2 separate regions of the Homo sapiens genome follow, and region 2 is linked to region 1. Evidence: chromatin loops called from intact Hi-C (ENCODE). Cell type or tissue: CD14-positive monocyte. All regions are shown on one strand. Links, peaks and the distances in the headings refer to the core of each region. The heading gives the core; the rest is flanking DNA.

Region 1 (9,946 bases), core at 1,097-9,096:
AGCCTGGGCGACAGAGCAAGACCCTGTCTCAAAAAAAAAAAAAACAAAAAGGAAACTTGAGCATCCTGGGTTTTTTGTATTTTCAGAGGGTCTTGGAATCTATCCCCTGTGGATACCGAGGGTTGACTGTGATTTGGGAGTGTAGAGGGATTTCTTATTTTAAAAAGGACCCCCTAAGCCAAAGAAGGCAGCTTTGAAGGATGTCTTAAGATTGTGGTCCTTCCTTAAAGAAGTGATTGTCAACAAGGAGGATGATTTCACTCGCTCCCAGCCCCGGGGACATTTGGCCGTGTCCAGAAACAGTTTTGACTGTGGTGACGGGATGGGATACTACTGGCATGTAACAGGTAGAGGCCAGGAATGTGGCTCAACATCCTCCAATGCATAGGAAAGTCTTGTGCTATAAAGAACAATCCATGAGGCCGGGCGCAGTGGCTCATGCCTGTAATCCCAACACGTTGGGAGGTTGAGGCGGGAGGATTGCTTGAGCCCAGGAATTCAAGACCAGCCTGGGCAACATGGCAAGACCCCGACTCTGCTAAAAACCAAAAAACTTAGCTGGGCATGGTGGTGCATGCCTGTAATCCATGCCTGTAGCTACTCGGGAGGCTGAGGCAGGAGGATTGCTTGAGCCCAGGAGGTCAAGGCTGCAGTGAGCCATGATTGCAGTACTGCACTCCAGCCTGGGTGACAGAGCAAGACCCTGTCTCAAAAAAAAAAAAAAAAAAAAAATTATTCAGGCAGCAAAGAGTTAAGGTATGCCGTCCCACTCTGCACCTACTTTGAAAGGTAGCTACAAACCAGGCGCAGTGGCTCATGCCTGTAATCCCAGCACTTTGGGAGGCCAAGGCAGGTGGATCGTCTAAGGTCAGGAGTTCGAGAACAGCCTGGCCAACATGGTGAGACCCCATCTCTACTAAAAATACAAAAATTAGCCAAACGTGGTGGCGGGCCCCTGTAATCCTGACTACTCAGGAGGCTGAGGCAGGAGAATCACGTGAACTCAGGAGACAGAGGTTGCAATGAGCCGAGATCGTGCCATTGCACTCCAGCCTGGGTGACAAGAGCAAAACTCCATCTCCAAAAAATATTAAAAAATTAAAAATTAAAAATTAAAAAATTAAAAATAAATAAATAAATAAATAAAAAGTAGCTGCATTTAGCTGGGCATGGAGGATCTCACCTGGAATCCCAGCACTTGGGAGGCCAAGGTGGGAGGACAGCTTGAGGGGCCAGGAGTTCAAGACTAGCCTGGGCAACATAGCAAGATCCCACCTCTACCAAAAATGTAAAAATTAATTAAAAAAAAAGAGAAAGAAATAAAAATTAGCCAGGTGTGGTGGCACACACCTGCAGTCCTAGCTACTTGGGAGGCTGAGGCAGGAGGATCACTTGAGCCAGGAGTTGGAGGCTGCAATGAGCTATGATTGCATCACTGAACTCCACCCTGGGCAACAGAGTGAGACCCTGTCTCTTTAAGAAAAAAAGAAAAGAAAAGAAAAGAAAGGTAGCAGTAAAAGTGAGACCTAACCAGGCCAAATCTAGGATCCCAAGAGAAACACCTTGGTGACAGTTGTCATCCCAGAGACACAAGTAGTTGTCAAGAACTGTGAAGAGTCTGGGATCTTATCCTACTTGCAAGTGGACAATTGAACCTGCTACAGTTTTATGGATGTGGGCAGAAGACACGAGACTCCAGTATCAGAGACAAAGGACTTTATTACTCATGGCACAGCAGGCAGCATGAACTTTGTGTTTGCACTAGCCCACATTGGGTTAGTTCCACAGCCAAGGAACTCTGAGCTTAAAGATCTCGATTTTTATAGTTGATTGCAAACAAACCTGGTCTATTTTAATACCAGAGGGAGACATTATCTTTATTATATGGATAGCAAATGAAACTGCCCTCTGCTTCACAGGAAGAAACTCTGTCTTCCAAGGCTGTTTGCTATACAAACATCCTTGAAAAGATAGCTGGAATAAAAGCTGTCTGAGCCCCTGATTTTGGGGTGTACAGAAATGCAAGAGACCCGTGGAGAATTGTTCTCCAATGACACCATTGACACCTAATGGGCAGTGGCTGTCCATGAAGGTAACTCAGGTAGGAGGTTGAATAGGGGAGGCTGCTCAGGTTATAGTTTGTGGGTCAATGTGTAGAATCCGGAGTCAGCCACTCTTGGTTCAACTCCCAACACCACCACTTCTTAGCTGTGCTGGCTTGAGCAAGTTACTTCACCTCTCTGTGCCTCAATTTCTCCTTTTATAAAATGGAAATGACAGCAGCACTTATCTCACGAGGTTATTGTGAAAATTAAGTGAGCTGATGTGTGCAAGGCACGTAGAACAGCATGGACACATTAAAGACATGTCAGTGTTAACTATAATTATTATTAATTATCGTGACGATGCCACCAAGCTTGTGGTCATGCCTGTTTTACGGGATTAATGGCCAAGCTCTCTAACCCACACAGTTCCCTCGGAGTGTGGCTCAGAGACTTTGGGGAGGACTTAGAGCCCTTTTCTCCTTGCCCGCCCCACCAATGGTTTGCCCCTTCCCGGATAATTTTTTTTTTTTTTAAACAGGATCTTGCTCTGTAGCCCAGGCAGGAGTGCAGTGGTGCAATCTCAGCTCATTGCAACCTCTACCTCCCGGGTTCAAGCAATACTTGTCAGCTTCCCAAGTACCTGGGATTACAGGTGTGCATCACCTATGCCCGGCTAATTTTTTTGTATTTTTAGTAGGGACGGGATGTCACCATGTTGGCCAGGCTGGTCTCGAACTTCTAGCCTCAAGGGATCCAACCCCTTGGCCTCTCAAAGTACCAGGATTACAGGTGTGAGCCACTACACCTGGTCTAGAAACTCTTTTTTTATTAAGAGATAGAGTCTCACTCTGTTGCCCAGGCTGGAGTGCAGTGGTACCAGCATGGCTCACTGCAGACTCAAACTCCTGGGCTCAAGTGATCCTCCTGCCTCAGCCTCTGGAGTAGCTGGGACTACAGATGCATGCCACCACACCCAGCTAATTTTTAAATTTTTTGTAGAGATGGGGTATCGCTCTGTTGCTCAGGATGATCTTGAACTCCTGGGCTCAAGCAATTCTCCCACCTTTGCCTCCCAAAGTGCTGCGACTACAGGCGTGAGCCACTGCACCCAGCTTCAGGGTCATTTTTATTGTCATCCTTGTCATCTTATTACTCTATTGTACCCCATGAAATGAAACTCCATAGAGTGCAAGCTGAGAACATTTTTGCTCTTTTCTATTGGAACTCAGTAAACTCACCTGTTGCCTTGGTCTCTTTGCATGTCTCAAACTGCAGGAGACACATTTGGGGGCAGTCCCCATCCTCTCTTCTGTTGTTTGATCTCTGCAGCCTCACCACCCACCACACCACACCACACCACATCCTCACCTCTGCATTCAACGGCAGACACTCTCACCTGCCCTCAGTCCCTTCCTCCTATGACCTTCGCATAGACCCCATCACCACCGTTCAGGCCTCCCTCAATTGCCACTTCCTCAGGGAGGCTTTTTCCTGACTTCCACCCAAGACTAATCAGGTGCCTGCATTTTGCATGCATTAACATTTTTAGGCTGGGCGTGGTGACTCATGCCTGTAATCCCAGCACTCTGGGAGGCCGAGGTGGGCAGACCACCTGAGGTCAGGAGTTCGAGACCAGCCTGGCCAACATGGTGAAACCCTGTCTTTGCAAAAATACAAAAAGTAGCCAGGTGTGGTGGTGCATGCCTGTAATCCCAGCTACTTGGGAGGCTGAGGCACGAGAATTGCTTGAACCTGGGAGGCGGAGGTTGCAGTGAGCCGAGATCGTGCCACTGCACTCCAGCCTGGGAGTGCAGGACAGAGCAAGACTATCTCAAAAAAAAAAAAAAATTTAGCTCACACTCTGGGTGCCTGCCCAGATCCACTGGGTTCCTACTGTTTCTCTCCACACCAAGGGGTACTTCTAGCAGCTTCATCTCTCTGCTAGGGGGAGAGGCGGTCTTCCTCCAGCTGCTGAAGTGAGTGTGACCCATACAAGGGCAGATCAGCACAATCAACAGCCCCTAAGAGCAGCCTTCAATCAACAGCAGCATGGAATTGGTGGATAAATACCCCAGCTCCTTCGCCCCTCAGCTGGGACAACTCCAAAGAGCATGCTCTCTGCTGCCTCCAGAGGCCCTCAGTGGGACTGCACCCTATTTGTCCATGGCAGTAACTGGTTTCATAATGCATGCTTAATGGTTACTTTCTTTTCCCTATTTCACTTCCCATCCTCTACTTGTATCTCCTTGGGTCACTTCCCAAATAAACTATTTGTCCTTGCATTTTTTAAGAGATGGGGTATCTGATGCCCAGGCTGAAGTGCAGTGGTGCAATAATAGCTCACGGCAGGCCAGGCACAGGGGCTCATGCCTGTAATCCCAATAGTTTGGGAGGCCAAGGCAGGAAGATCACTTGAACCCAGGAGTTCAAGACCAGCCTGGGCAACATAGCAAGACGCCACCTCTACAAAAACAAAAAAGTATCCAGGCATAGTGGCACATGCCCGTAGTCCTAGCTACTCAGCGGGCTGAGGTGGGAGGATCAATTGAAGCTGGGGGATCTAGGCTGTAGTGAGCCACGATTGTGCCACTGCACTCCAGCCTGGGCAACAGAGTGAGACCTTGTCTCGAGAAAGAAAGAAAAGAAGGAAAGAAGGAAAGAAAGGAAAGAAGGAAAGAAGGAAAGAAGGAAAGAAAGAAAGAAAGAAGGAAGGAAGGAAGGAAGGAAGGAAGGAAGGAAAGAAAGAAAGAAAGAAAGAAAGAAAGAAAGAAAGAAAGAAAGAAAGAAAGAAAGAAAGAGAAAGAAAGAAAGAAAGAAAGAAAGAAAGAAAGAAAGAAAGAAAGAAAGAAAGAAGGAAGGAAGGAAAGGAAGAAAGGAAGAAAGAAAGAGAAAGAAAGAAAGAAAGAAAGAAAGAAAGAAAGAAAGAAAGAAAGAAAGAAAAGAAAAGAAAGAAAGAAAAAAAGAAGCTCACTGCAGCCTCAAACTCCAGGGCCCAAGTGATTCAACTACCTTATTCTCCTGAGTAGCTGGGACGACAGGCACAGACCACCATGCCCAGCTAGTTTTTGTATCTTTTGTAGAGATGGGGTCTTGCTATGCTGCCCAGGCTGGCCTCAAACTCCTGACCTCAAGTGATCCTTCCACCTCAGCCTCCCAAAGTGCTGGGATTACAGGCGTGAGCCATTTTGCCTGACCTCCTTGAACTTTTGTATCAAAAGACAGTCATTTGCCCTATTGTAATTCATTCCATAATTGCAGTTATTGGTTGTCTTGCCCCACTGGGATGAGTCATGTCCACCACAGTGTTCCAAAAACACGCACATGGTAGTAGATGCTTGATAAATGACTCTGGGTCTCATGACTGGGAGGTGGCTGGGATGCTGATGGGCTGTTCTCTTTCCCCCATCCTGTCCTTAGAAGCCCCCAGTTGGAGAGGTTGTAGTGCAGGAGGGAAGCTCACTCCTGAGCTATAAATGGCAGCCTCCACCTGCCTCATGCTCCAGAATACACAGCCTGAACAGCTGGGGCAGGGCCCCCAGCGTCCGGGAACCCCAAATGACCCTCCCGGCCCTGACCAGGGCTCCTGGGGTGTTCCCTGGAGCTCATGCCCAGAGGGGATGTAAGTCCATTACCAAGGCTGCAGACGACACACTAAAGATGCTGATGGGGTCATGCAGCTAGTCCTAGCGCCATTCCTAGCCTGTGTCTCCCCTCCTCCGCATCAGACTCCACCTCTGGGAGCTCCCTTTGCAAGAAACCGTACCAGGGACAAGGGTCTTCCCTACAAGGCCATGAAGCACGCAGATATCTCCTGCGGGAGGAATCTCTTTCCGAGGTCGGTGGTGTCAGGCCTGGAATTAGCCACACCACCTGCGGCGAGGCTGGTCCCAGGGTCTCTGGGGACACAGCGGGGGACAGCAGGGGTGGAGAGGACATCAGGACTGACCTCTGATGACTCAGCCTGAGATAGTGAAGAGAATGAGAAATGGTGGGCATGGAGGCCTGGTTGTGGCAGAGCGGGGTGGGTGAGGGAGTCTTAGGACTTCTTGCCAGCTCGGTCCTAGAGTCAGCTGGGCCACTCACAAGCTGGGTGACTGTGGGTGAGTCACTCTGGGCCTCAGTTTCCCTATTTGTAACACAGGGAGGGGCTTATAACCGCAGCTCATTCCTGGAGTTCATTGTAAAGGCAAAGGGGCCTACGTTGCAGCTGCCTCACCTGGCTGGATGGCCTCTGACATAGAGGGCCAGCCTCAATTTCCTCCTCTGTAAAAATGGGAATAAAAGGCCAGGCACAGTGGCTCATGCCTGTAAACCCAGCACTTTAGGAGGCAAAGGTGGGTGGATCACATGAGGTCAGGAGTTGGAGTCCAGCCTGACCAACATAGCAAAACCCCGTCTCTGCTAAAAATACAAAAATTTAGCCAGGGGTGGTGGCAGGCACCTGTAGTCCCAGCTACTCGGGAGGCTGAGACAGGAGAATCACTTGAACTTGGGAGGCAGAGGTTGCAGTGAGCCAAGATCATGCCACTGCACTCCAGCTTGGGTGACAGAGCAAGACTCTGTCTCAAAAAAAAAGAGGGGAATAAAAACAGTGCCCCCCCCTCCAGCTTATGGCTCAAAGTGGGATCTGTGAGTCATCTGCTAGGCTTAGTCCATGAACAGCATTTCTTCATTATCCACCCAGGGTCCTTTCATCATGACTGACGTCCCTCGAGATGCAATTATTCTGGTCTGCTTTTGTCACAGGACGAAACTGTCTGTGTAGCATGGGGGAGGGGTGGGATAAGGGAGGAGGATGAAGAACGGAGTTGGGGAGGGGTCTGGGCTTGGCCCCCTTAACTCCGGAACACAGGGAGAAGTCAATGTCTTTAGCGCATGAAAGAAGTTCTAGAATGTTCTATTTGCTACCTTTTCAGCCCCTGCACCAACAGGGGTGAAGTTTTCACCATGACAAAGAGAAGGAAGCTGGCTTAATGAACAGTGAGGCAGCTGGGAGGGGGCAGAGGGAAGCTGGACACTCTTGGCCCGAACCTACAGTCCCCAGTGGCACTGACCACTACCCATCTCTTCCACGATCCTGTTTCCTCTACAGCCTTGGGCAGAAAACAAGGAGGCCTCCCTACCTCCACTTCATCCCACACAGGAGTCTTGATGCTGGGTGGGAGTCCAGGAGTCTGTCTAGGAATCCAGGAAGGCTTCCTAGAGGAGGAGCCATTGCATCTGGGCCTTGAAGGATGAATAGAAGTTTCCTAGGCAGCGAAGTGTGTGTGTGTGTGTGTGTGTGTGTGTGTGTGTGTTTCATTTTAACAAACACTTTCCTATCTTCTAGGGGCCAGGTACTCAGAAGACCACAGACAAGACCCAGCCCCATGGCCTGCCCCAAAGAGTTCACATCTCATAAATGATGCTTGAATAATAACAATAATAGTAACAGCTCCCACATGCTGAGTGTGCGCTGCTAGGACACAGCATGTGACAGGAATTCAGTGCCTGAATGAATGAGCCAATAAATTAAACTTTCTCTTTAAAAAAAAAAATTCTTTTTGTTTTATTCTTTTAGCTCTACTATCTAAGGAAGGAAAAAGCTTTCTGGAGTCAGCAAATCCTGCCCTTGATTGCTGGAGGGGAGAACGGAGGCATAGTAGGGTCAAGGAGATGGACGGCACAAAGGCCTGGGGGTGGGAAAACTGGAGTACAGGGGTCCAGTGTGGAGAGAGTTGGGGGCAGAGTCTTAAGCGGGGAGCTAAGGCACTAAGGCCGTCTCCTGTTCTTTGGGAACTGGGGAGCCACACCTTGATTCCCAGCACAAGAGGGAGGAAAGGAAGACCTGAGATCTAGAGAGGACAGCAGGAGCCTGCCCTGGGCTCCAAGAGTTTCAGAGATGGCCCAGATCAGTTGATTGAGTGGCCTTCTCCCTGTCATGAGCCACAAGCAGTAGAAGCCACAGGGGGGCAGAAGAGATGGAGAGATGGAGAGAGACACAGCGACAGTCACCAGAAGAGAGACAGGGGCATGGCAGAAAGAGGTGGGAGAAATCCAGGAAGGCTCCCTGGGGGTGGTGGCCGGAAATAGGGTGGAGGCCTAATCCCTGATACTAGAGAGGCAGGACCTAGAGGGGAGGAGAAAGCTTGATGCTAGGCAGGAAGTCCAAAAGTCTGTCTAGGAATCCAGGACGGCTTCCTGAAGGAGGGGCCATTGGATCTGGGCCTTGAAAGATAAATAGACGTTTCCTACATTTCCTAGGCAGAGAAAAGTGTGTGTGTGGGCGGTGGGGGAGGGGGGAAACGGGGAATTGCTCATTTTACTTAACAAGTACTTTCCCATTTTTAGGGGACCAGGTACTCAGTGGGCCACAGACAAGACCAAGGCAGAAAAGACAGGCGCCTCCCCACATTGCAGCACCGGGACCCCGAGCCCACCCACAGCCCTCTTCATTCCTCCCAACGATGGATGGGGAAACTGAGGCAGCCCAGAGCAGCCCCCACCCTAGGTCCTGCCCGGGACACGCCCACGCGGGACCTGTGTCACCAGGTTAAAAATGGAAACAGCTAGGACCTTTTTTTTTTCTTCCTTTAAGAAAATCCTAGGTCCAAATAAGGCGAGGGCTGCCGGGAGCACGGTGAGCTGGCCAAGTCCTCCTGAGCAAGCGAGTGGCGGCTGGCCCGGCCGGCCTGGGCTTGGGCCTCCTCCAAGACTCGCCTGGCAGGAGGGCGGAGGCACCCCGGGAGGCTATAAGGCCCTCTCCTCCACCCTGCCAGGCTCACTCTGCCCCACAGCCACAGCCCCTGACTGCCGCAGCCCCCACAGAGCCCGCCGCGCACCCCACGTCCCCCACGCCAGCGCCCAGCCATGGAGGCCATCAAGAAGAAAATGCAGATGCTGAAGTTGGACAAGGAGAATGCCATCGACCGCGCGGAGCAGGCGGAGGCGGATAAGAAAGCCGCTGAGGACAAGTGCAAGCAGGTGAGGTGCCCTCCGCTGGGCCGCTCCGGGCTGCTGGGAGTCCTCTCTGTGCGGAAGGCCGGGGTCTGGAGCCCAGTTGGGGGTCGCAGACACCTGCGGGAGGATAGGAGGCTGATGCTTTGGCGGAGGAAGAGCGAGGGGACCATTGCCTTCCTTGGATGGGGTCCTGGGCTGGAAGAGGGGTGACGATCGGACCCACCCCCAGCAGGGCCAGTGCGAACAAAGTGAGTTTGACAGAGAGAGAGTTGGCGGGGGAGGGAGAGTGAGAACGTTCGTGAGCGAGGTGTCGTTTGCGCTGGGAGGTTGTGTACTAGATAGGGCGGTTGGGGACATGCTGTGTGTGTGTATTTGCGTGTGTTTGAGCGTATGTGTGTGTACGTGTGTGTGTACGTGTGTGCGTGTTTGCCTCTGGTGTGTGTGTGCATGTGTGCGTGTGTGTGTGTGTGTGTGTGTGTTTGAGACAGAGTCTCGCTCTGTGGCCCAGGCTGGAGTGCAGTGGCCCAATCTCGGATCACTGCAACCTCCGCCTCCTGCGTTCAGGCGATTCTCCTGCCTCAGCCTCCGAGTAGCTGGGATTACAGGCACCCACCATCACACCCGGCTAATTTTGTATTTTTAGTAGAGACCGGATTTCGCCATGTTGGCCGGACTGGTCTCAAACTCCTGACCTCAAGTGATCCGCCCGCGTCTGCCTCCCAAAGTGCTGGGATTACAGGCATGAGCCACTGCGCCCGGCCATTTGTGTGTGTTTGAGCAATTCTCTGTGTGTGTGCGTGAGCATTTCTGTGTGTGTCTGTGTGTGTATCTGCATGTTTGAGCATTTGTGTCTGTGTGTACATGTATTGTGTATGTTTGAGCGTGTGTCTGTGTGTATCTATGTGTTTAAGCATTTCTGCACATGTCTGTGTGTGTACACATATTTGTGTGTTTGAGCAATT
Region 2 (8,621 bases), core at 622-8,621, 56 kb after region 1:
ACAGGAAATGGGGAATGTTTTAGGAAGCCCAGGCACACTGGGCTGTCTAGTCCTGAAGCAGTATCACCTTAATGCTTAAAGGTGATTCCATAAATTAGCCATACGTGGTGGCGCTTGCCTGTATTCCCAGCTACTCAGGAGGCTGAGGCAGGAGAATCGCTTGAATCCAGGAGGCAGAGGTTGCAGTGAGCCAAGATTGTGCCAGTGCACTCCAGCCTGGGCAACAGAGCAAAACTCTGTCTCCAAAAAAAAAAAGAAGCAATTCTATATTGGCTGAGTGTACCTCTGGGTTTTCTTTATAGACAAGGATTGAGTGGCTATTCATTTTCTGCCACTCAATCCTTAACATTTTGCCAAAAGTTACATTTCATCAAAGCCTATTCTCAGAAGCCCCATAGATCATTTGTGGTGTGAACTTGGCCCTGTAGCTCCCTGGAATGGGTTCTCACCAGCCTGGCTCGGCGCCACTGCCTCCTCAGGGGCCCATTGATTCCTCCAGTGAAAGGGTTGGCATTTGAGAAAGTGCTTTGTGAACCGCTCAACACCGCGTAGACCCTGTTGCGCTTTAATACTTTGATCCAGCCATATTTTGCCAGTGTCTTCTGTGGGCCAGGCAGCCATTTTGGCAAGAGGGCTGCAGAAAGGACACAGGTGAGTCAAGGTGCGTGCAGGACTGGGGTACCAGCTTCTAGCAAATGTGTATTCAACCCCTGTGTGTTCAGTCACTGGAGGTAATAGCAGTGGATGAGACTTGTCAGTTCCCTGCCCCAGGGAGCTTACGTTTGAGAGGGCGAAAGTCCAGTGCTGGGGCTGGATGGATGGAATTAGCATCCCCACCCTGGGTTCAGAGAGGCCCAGCCAGGCCTGGGCCTCAAGTCTTCCCCAGCAGGCACTTGAACAAACTCCTGGTGGCAAAGGCTGGGTCTGGCTGTTTCTCATCTACATGGGCCATTATGATCTGCAAGCATTATGCCCAGGTCCATGCAGCAGATACATACATGTATGTCAGTTATGTTAATAAATAGGTAAAGGGAGAACTGATGAGGATGGTCAGAAAGGTTCCCCTGAGGAGGGAACTTGAATGGGAACCTGAACAAAGGGATAGCCAGGTAGCTACAGAAGAAAGAACTTTCCAGGGCAGGGAAGAGCAAACATCAAAGCCCCGAGTCAGGAGCATGCTTGGAATGTTGAGGAAATCGCTGTGTGGATGGTGTGGCCAGAGAGAGCAGGTCATGAGCCAGAGTGCTGAGAGGTGACCAGGTTAGGCAGGACCTTGACACACATGAGCAGCTGTTTCCACTTTATTCGAGGGAAGTGGGGCAGGGAAGCCACTGAAAGAGGCTTTAAAAAAAAATAGCTTTATGAGATAGAATTCGCATACAGTTCACCCATTTGCAGTGTACAATTCAGTGGCTTTGGGTACATTCACAGAGTTCCACAACCATCACCACAGGCAATTTGGGAACATTTTTATTATGCCAAAAAGACACCAACCCAAGGCCAGGCACGCACGGTGGCACAGTGGCTCACGCCTGTAATCCCAGTACTTTGGGAGGCTGAGGTGGGCAGATCACGAGGTCAAGAGATCGAGAACAGCCTGGCCAACATGGTGAAACCCTGTCTCTACTAAAAATAGAAAAATTAGCTGGGCATGGTGGCGCGTGCCGGCAGTCCCAGCTACTTGGGAGGCTGTGGCAGGAGAATCACTTGAACCCGGGAGGCAGAGGTTGCAGTGAGCCAAGATTGCACCACTGCACTCCAGGCTAGCCAAGATCGCACCACTGCACTCCAGGCTAGCCAAGATCGCACCACTGCACTCCAGCCTGGTGACAGAGAAACTCCATCTCAAAAAAAAAAAAAAAAAGGATACCAACCCTTCCAGTTTCCCCATGTGCCCCCCCAGCCCCAGACAACTGCTAATCAGCTTTCTGTTTCTATGAATGAGCCTATGCTGGACATGTCTGTTAATGGAATCTCACACTAAGTGACCTTTAGTGTCTGGCTTCTCTCAGCATCCTGTCTTCAAGGTTCATCCACATTGTATAGCATGGATGAGTACTCCGTTCCTTTTTATGACTGGGTCATATTCTGTTGTATGGTTGGACCACATTTTGTTCATCCATTCATCTGTTGGTGGACATACTAGAAAGTTTGGAGCAGAGGGCCGGGTGCGGTGGCTGATGCCTATAATCCCAGCACTTTGGGAGGCTGAGGCAGGCAGATCATTTGAGGTCAGGAGTTTGAGACCAGCCTGGCCAACACGGTGAAACCCCATCTCTACTAAAAACTCAAAAATTGGCCGGGCATTGTGGCAGGCACCTGTGGTCCCAGCTACTCGGGAGGCTGAGGCAGGAGAATCACTTGAACCTGGGAGACAGAGGCTGCAGTGAGCCAAGATTGTGCCACTGCACTCCAGCCTGGGCGACAGAGCGAGACTCCATCTCAAAAAAAAAAAAAGAAAGTAAGTTTGGAGCAGAGGTTAGCTGTGTAACATGGTTAGGGTTATATTTTTGAAGGCTGGGGAGGGGACTGCGGGTGAACAGTGGGAGCCTGGGGAACATCAAGGTGGCTGCGAGGTCACCGTGGGGAAAGGGGATGAAAGCGGGAGGTGAGAGACAAGGAAGATGGGGTCAGGAAGGCTTGTTAGGAGGTGATCTTCAAGGGGGCCTTAAAGGAGGAGAAGTGTGCCTAGCTGACGGGCCAGTGGGACACAGACCACCCGCAGAAAATGAATAGCATGTACAAAAGCTGGGGGCAGGAGAGAACGTGACCATGTGCATTGACGCATGGTGGGGCCTAAGGCCCTGTGTGCCTGGGGGTTGGTCAGCTGCAGGGTGTTGGGGAGCAAGGGACTCAGGCCTGCAGAGGGCTCTGTTGAGACCCACTCCGTACAACTGCCTGGGGTGGGGAGGCGGGTTCAGCTGGCAGCAAGGGACAAGAGCAGGGCTTTGCCACCCGCGCCCCCTGGGTTTGCTCTGCACTGCTCCCATCAGCTCTTGGAGAGGGAAAATATCTCCAAGTGTTTCCAGATCTGGATATTCCGACATCCTGCATGCCCAGCACCAGGCAGGGTCTCCGTAAGCCACAACAGCTGTCACCTGCACAGGTTGGTGGCGCCCAGCTCAGACACAACTTGGGAAATGGGCTGACAGTGACGTGCCTTTTTTCTTTTTTCTTTCAGGAATTGACTTTAAAATTAGGACCATAGAGCTCGATGGCAAGAGAATTAAACTGCAGATATGGTAAGAGTCATTGTTCTCTGTCATTCTCTCCACCTGGCAATGGCTTCAAGCCAGAAGCCCTTGGCCTTCTCCCTCCACCGTCCCTGTGACCTTGGCCTCCATTTCTTGGTGCCCAGTCCTGGCACATGGGGCTTTCTCCAGAAGCTCCTGGAGGTTTATACCCAGCCCAGAGAGCTGTCCTCTGCTGGCTGCAGGGCACCAGGGCCTACAGCATCATAGGCACAAAGCTGCCCAGCCCTGGCTAGCTCAGTGTTCCACAGTGGGCACCATCTGGGTCTGGCCTTCAGAGTGGGCTGCTTCTGTTGAACGGGAAGAGAGCCCTCTCAGTGCCAGGTGCTGGTGACGCCTGCAGGGACTGTGAGATGCCCCAGCCGAGAGTTTCCTTTTGAGCCTCTCAACCCACTCAGAAGCATAAAGGTCCAACTTCACTTCCTCTTTTCTCCCCTGGGGCAGGCCTGGCCTCCCTTCCTAGCGTACAGACCGAAACCCCAAACCGAAATTAAGCGGAGGGCCGGGCCCCATGTTGAGACCTGTTTCCATTCCTGAGAACTAAGGGTGACTTCCCATGCACATACAATTAGGGAAGTGGGGAGACTCCAAGTCGCCATCGCTGGCCTGATTCTAGTTTGCTGAGACTGAGTTCAGGTGGCGGGTATAGTGGGGTCCTGCCCTGCACACATGCCACTCGCACAGAGTCACTGGCCCTGAGCAAAACAAAGAGAAGTCACATTTAAGAGCATGGTGCAATTTCCCTGTCACCCAAACCAGGCAAGTGCCTTTGAGTGGGAGCAGTGTGCCAGGAGATGGGCCACGAAGTCATCCTCCCTCAAGTCTCAAAGTTTGACCGGTCACCCCCACTTGCCAGTTTCAGGGAGCCCCACAGCTACCCTTGACTCCAGGTGCTATTCACCTCTTCTTTTTTTTTCTTCTTTTTTTGAGACGGAGTTTCGCTCTTGTCGCCTAGGCTGGAGTGCAATGGCGCGATCTTGTCTCACCGCAACCTCTGCCCCCCGGGTTCAAGTGATTCTCCTGCCTCAGCCTCCCAAGTAGCTGGTATTACAGGCATGCACCACCACGCCCAACTAATTTTGTATTTTTAGTAGAGACGGGGTTTCTCCATGTTGGTCAGGCTGGTCTCCAACTCCCGACCTCAGGTGACCCACCCACCTCGGCCTCCCAAAGTGCTGGGATTATAGGCGTGAGCCACCACGCCCGGCCCTACTGTTCACCTCTTAATCTGACTTTGGGAGTCGGGTAGGTTTAACTTGCAGTTCATCCTGCAGACATTGGTAGTAAGTCAAGCTCTGGCTGCCTTGTAAGTTCCAAGCCATGGAAGTTTCTCCACTTCCAGCACGTTGGTGCCATGTCACCCTTTGTTCCCAAGTCCAAAGTGACACTGCATCAGCAAGCAGAAGTTTCACTTTCCTCCTGCCTTCCTGCTTCTGCTCTTAGCAATCGTGGTGAGGTTAGTGACTCAAAACTCTTCTAAGGACTGTAGTTGAAAAAAAAATGACTGGTTTTTTTTTTTGTTTCTTTGTTTTTTTGAGACAGAGTTTTGCTCTTGTTGCCCAGGCTGGAGTGCAGTGGCACGATTTTGGCTCACTGCAACCTCCGCCTCCTGGGTTCAGGCAATTCTTCTGCCTCGGCCTCCCAAGTAGCTGGGATTACAGGTGCCTGCCACCACGCTCGGCTAATTTTGTATTTTTAGTAGAGACGGGGTTTCGCCATGTTGGCCAGGTTGGCTTCGAACCCCTGAATTCAGGTGATCCACCCGCCTCGGCCTCCCAAAGTGCTGGAATTACAGGCGTGAGCCACCGCACCTGGCAAAAATGACTGTTTTTAACCACTCATGTCTCCTGCTGCTGGTGTCAGAAAGTCAGCTTAGCTCCAAGCAAGGTGTTTCTGCACAATCCAGACGTATAGAGCCCTCCGGGTCCCAGCAGGGCCGTGGGAGGAACCCTGGGCTTGGAGACAAAAGACCTGAGTCTTGCCCTGGCTCTGTCACCAATCAGTTAGGTCACCTTTAATTTTTTTTTTTTTTTTTTTGACAAAGTCTCACTCTGTCACCCAGGCTGGAGTGCAGTGGCATGATCTCAGCTCACTGCAACCTCCACTTCCTTGGTTCAAGCAATTCTCGTGCTTCAGCTTCCCGAGTAGCTGGGATTACAGGCACCTGCCACCATGCCTGGCTAACTTTTGTATTTTTAGTAGACAGGGTTTCACCATGTTGGTCAGGCTGATCTCAAACTCCTGACCTCAGGTGATCTGCTGGCCTCAGCCTCCCAAAGTGCTGAGATTACGGGAGTGAGCCAACACGCCTGGCTTTTTTTTTTTTTTTTCCTGAGACAGAGTCTTACTCTGTCACCCATGCTGGAATATAGCGGCACGATCTCAGGTCACTGCAACCTCCACCTCCCAGGTTCAAGCGATTGTTGTGTCTCGGCCTCCTAAGTAGCTGGGACTACAGATCCACGCCATCATGCCCGCCTAATTTTTGTATTTTTAGTAGAGATGAGGTTTCATTGTGTTGGTCAGGCCGGTCTCGAACTCCTGGCCTCAGGTGATCCACCCGCCTCGGCCTCTTAAAGTGCTGGGATTACAGATGTAAGCCACTGCACCAGGCCAGTTAGGTTACCTTTTTTTTTTTTGAGACGGAGTCTTGCTCTGTCACCCAGGCTGGAGTACAGTGGTGCAATCTCGGCTCACTGCAGCCTCCACCTCCTGGGTTCCAGCAGTTCTCCTGCCTCAGCCTCCCAGGTAGCTGGGATTACAGGCACGTGCCACCATGCCTGGCTAATTTTTGTATTTTTTGTAGGGACGGGGTTTCACCAAGTTGGCCAGGCTGGTCTCAACCTCCTGACCTCAGGTGGTCCACCTGCCTCGGCCTCCCAAAGTGCTAGGATTACAGATGTGAGCCACTGCGCCCGGCCAGTTAGGTTACCTACCTTTAAACCAAACACTAAGTACCCTTCAAGCCAGGAGCTGGACTGGGCATGGGTATGTCTTACCCAGGCATCACCTCCCGGGCAATAGGCCCTGTGTTCCTTGTCATGCAGATGAGGAGGGACTTTCCCCATCATTCAAACCAAGATGGCAGGCCTGAAAGCTTTTCCTGAGTCCCAGCCACCCTCAACAGCAAGAGCTATGTTCCTGAGCCACATGACTGGCTCTTCTGTGAACCAGAAACTCCAGGGAGAATTCCCTGGAAGCAAAGGTGCAGAAGAGGAGAAGGCGCATGGGTCAGGGATCCCATCATGGCTCTGCCACATCAAATGACCCCTCCAGGCCACAGTGTCCTTCCCTGTAATAATAGGGAGATTAGAAGGTGCTGCCTTAGCAGAAGAAGGTATCACAGTGGCTGAACGGTGAGAAAGCCAGGCATCCCGGGTAGATGCTCCTTGTCTCCTACTGAGGACAGTTATTTTCCTTTAATGTTGCTAATATCCCTTCTCTTCATGTTTAGGGACACAGCCGGTCAGGAACGGTTTCGGACGATCACAACGGCCTACTACAGGGGTGCAATGGTAGGGACTTTTTGTTTGGTTGTTTTTATCTGCTTTTTAAGTCAACATGGGAGCGTCACTGTGCATTGGTTACCGAAGCCTAGATGTTTCTGTGGAGCCCGTGCCCCAACTCCTCAGGGCTCCTTGGTCCCAAGTTAGTCTTAGGAACAGGCTTTGTGCCCCGGCCTACCCCCATGTACATACCTCCCCTTCTGGCTGCAGAGACAATGCAAGGTTTAAATAAAGTGGAAACATAATTCTTTGGGAATGAAGAAAGACACAGGAAGCCGGTTCTTCCAGGTGAGCTCAGTGCAGTTAAAGCCGGCATGCCCCGACTTTTAGGAGCTGTCACATGACCTGCATCTGTCTCTGAAATTTGCTACCAAAAGCTTGAAGATCTTCCAGGAGCTGACCTGCCCTGGGCTGTCGGCCGTTATATCCGTCACCCAGGCCTGAGGCGGGATGACGTGATGGGAAGACTCAGTCATCATCCCTCAAAACATTTCTCAAGCACCTTCTCTGGGCCAGGCCTTAACTAGATGCAGAAGGCGGCCAGGGATGGGACGAGGTCCTGTGTCAGGGGCCCTGTGTGTACATGGCAGGGCATTCAGGGGTAGAGGGAGCAGGAGGTGGAGCCCCTGGACCTGACCTGAGACCCTGGCTTGCCCACTGAGCTCCATCTCCTGACTTGGAAAAGGGAACGGAGCACAGCACTGTGTCTCGGGCTGTGCTGAGGATAAACGGCTGCCTCTCCCCATTCCCAGGTCCCTCTGCTCCCCACTCTTTCCTCCGCATACCCCATCATTTAATTGCTCAGGCAGCTGCCTGTTTCCTCGATGAGGGCAGCGCCACATCCTGGTCCCTGCCATCTGCCTGGCCCCGGGGAACCTGCTGGGTCTGCAGTAGTTGCTCAGGAAAGACTTGTGGAGGGTGGAGATGGAAGGAGGCATTATGTGTTTAGAGCATCCCACACGGCATCCGAAACCTCATGGCAACCCACTCGTGTGGGCTGCAGCCTTAGTGTGCCTCAGTAAAATTAATGTATTTCTTTCCCCCCACCTCACAGTTCTCTGGTGGAGGGTGGGCAGGCGGCCTGAGGGCACTGGGGTCTTGGGGAGCTTCAGCCTCTGGAGAAAACTGTGACCTGGGGCCTGTCCCGATCTTCTCTGGGCCCAAATAGCCACCTTCCACCCTGCCCTGACCACCAAGCCCTCCCCTGCACCAGGCAGTGGGCCCAGGTCTTAGCTCAGATTATCTCATTGCATTTTGGCTGTGAACCTCTTTGTGCAGGCGCCATTGTCATCCCTGTTTTATAACAAAGAACCTGAGGTTTGGCCCGGTGGCCTGCCCCGCTGAAGTTCACTCAGCAGGTAAATGGCTAGGCTGGGCTGGGCTGTTTGTCTCTAGCACCCACATCCTCAACCAGCACCAAGATGATCGTGGCTTTCCATCCTCCTAGACCCAGGCCAACCTGAACAGATGCCACCACTGGCTGCATGTGGCTATTTGAATTTACCCAATTAACATTGAAAATCCAGCCAGGCGCAGTGGCTGATGCCTGTAATCCCAGCACTTTGGGAGGCCGAGGTGGGTAGATCTCTTGAGGTCAGGAGTTGGAGACCAGCCTGGCCACATGGTAAAATTCCATCTCTACTAAAAATACAAAAATTAGCTGGGCGTGGTGGCGGATGCCTGTAATCCCAGCTACTCAGGAGGGTGAGGCAGGAGAATCGCTTAAACCTGGGAGCCGGAGGTTGCGGTGAGCCGAGGTTGCACCACTGCACTCCAGTCTGGGCAGCAGAGCAAGTATCCGTCGCTTAACTACTTAATTAATTAATTAATTTTAAAAAACATTGAAAATCCAGCTCCTTGGGTC

What was found. Hi-C counts contacts between places; a loop is a spot of excess contacts. Peaks named below come from ENCODE experiments on the same cell type or tissue, not always from the same donor. Only the 100,000 strongest peaks of a DNase experiment are listed, where the experiment ranks them.
Region 2: it touches region 1 in a loop (2.8-fold over the local background); 66 of 110 quality-filtered maps call a loop at or near these places.

Annotation. Positions count from the first base shown.
Region 1 is chr19:16,058,731-16,068,676 of GRCh38, forward strand. LINC01855 (long intergenic non-protein coding RNA 1855) reads left to right here and starts at 6,957. Exons shown (of 3, transcript NR_146442.1): 1 at 6,957-7,025; 2 at 7,138-7,306; 3 at 7,375-7,582. It also overlaps a transcript of TPM4 not described here. RefSeq lists enhancers at 8,109-8,403, 9,169-9,463. In CD14-positive monocyte, for the core only: CTCF peaks have their summits at 4,172, 4,378 and 7,982 (motif pointing right); DNase peaks (open chromatin) are centred at 4,221, 5,351, 6,711 and 7,991; H3K4me3 peaks cover 342 bases; H3K27ac peaks cover 547 bases.
Region 2 is chr19:16,115,045-16,123,665 of GRCh38, forward strand. RAB8A (RAB8A, member RAS oncogene family) reads left to right here. Exons shown (of 8, transcript NM_005370.5): 2 at 3,182-3,242; 3 at 6,706-6,766. HSH2D-AS1 (HSH2D and RAB8A antisense RNA 1) reads right to left here. Exons shown (of 2, transcript NR_199156.1): 2 at 6,795-8,621. Among named protein-coding and RNA genes, the nearest start is that of RAB8A, 7.5 kb to the left of the region's middle. RefSeq lists enhancers at 2,390-2,639, 3,770-3,859, 4,020-4,079, 4,560-4,609, 5,030-5,079. In CD14-positive monocyte, for the core only: no CTCF peak of the experiment used is centred there; DNase peaks (open chromatin) are centred at 3,727 and 4,667; H3K4me3 peaks cover 2,761 bases; H3K27ac peaks cover 7,618 bases.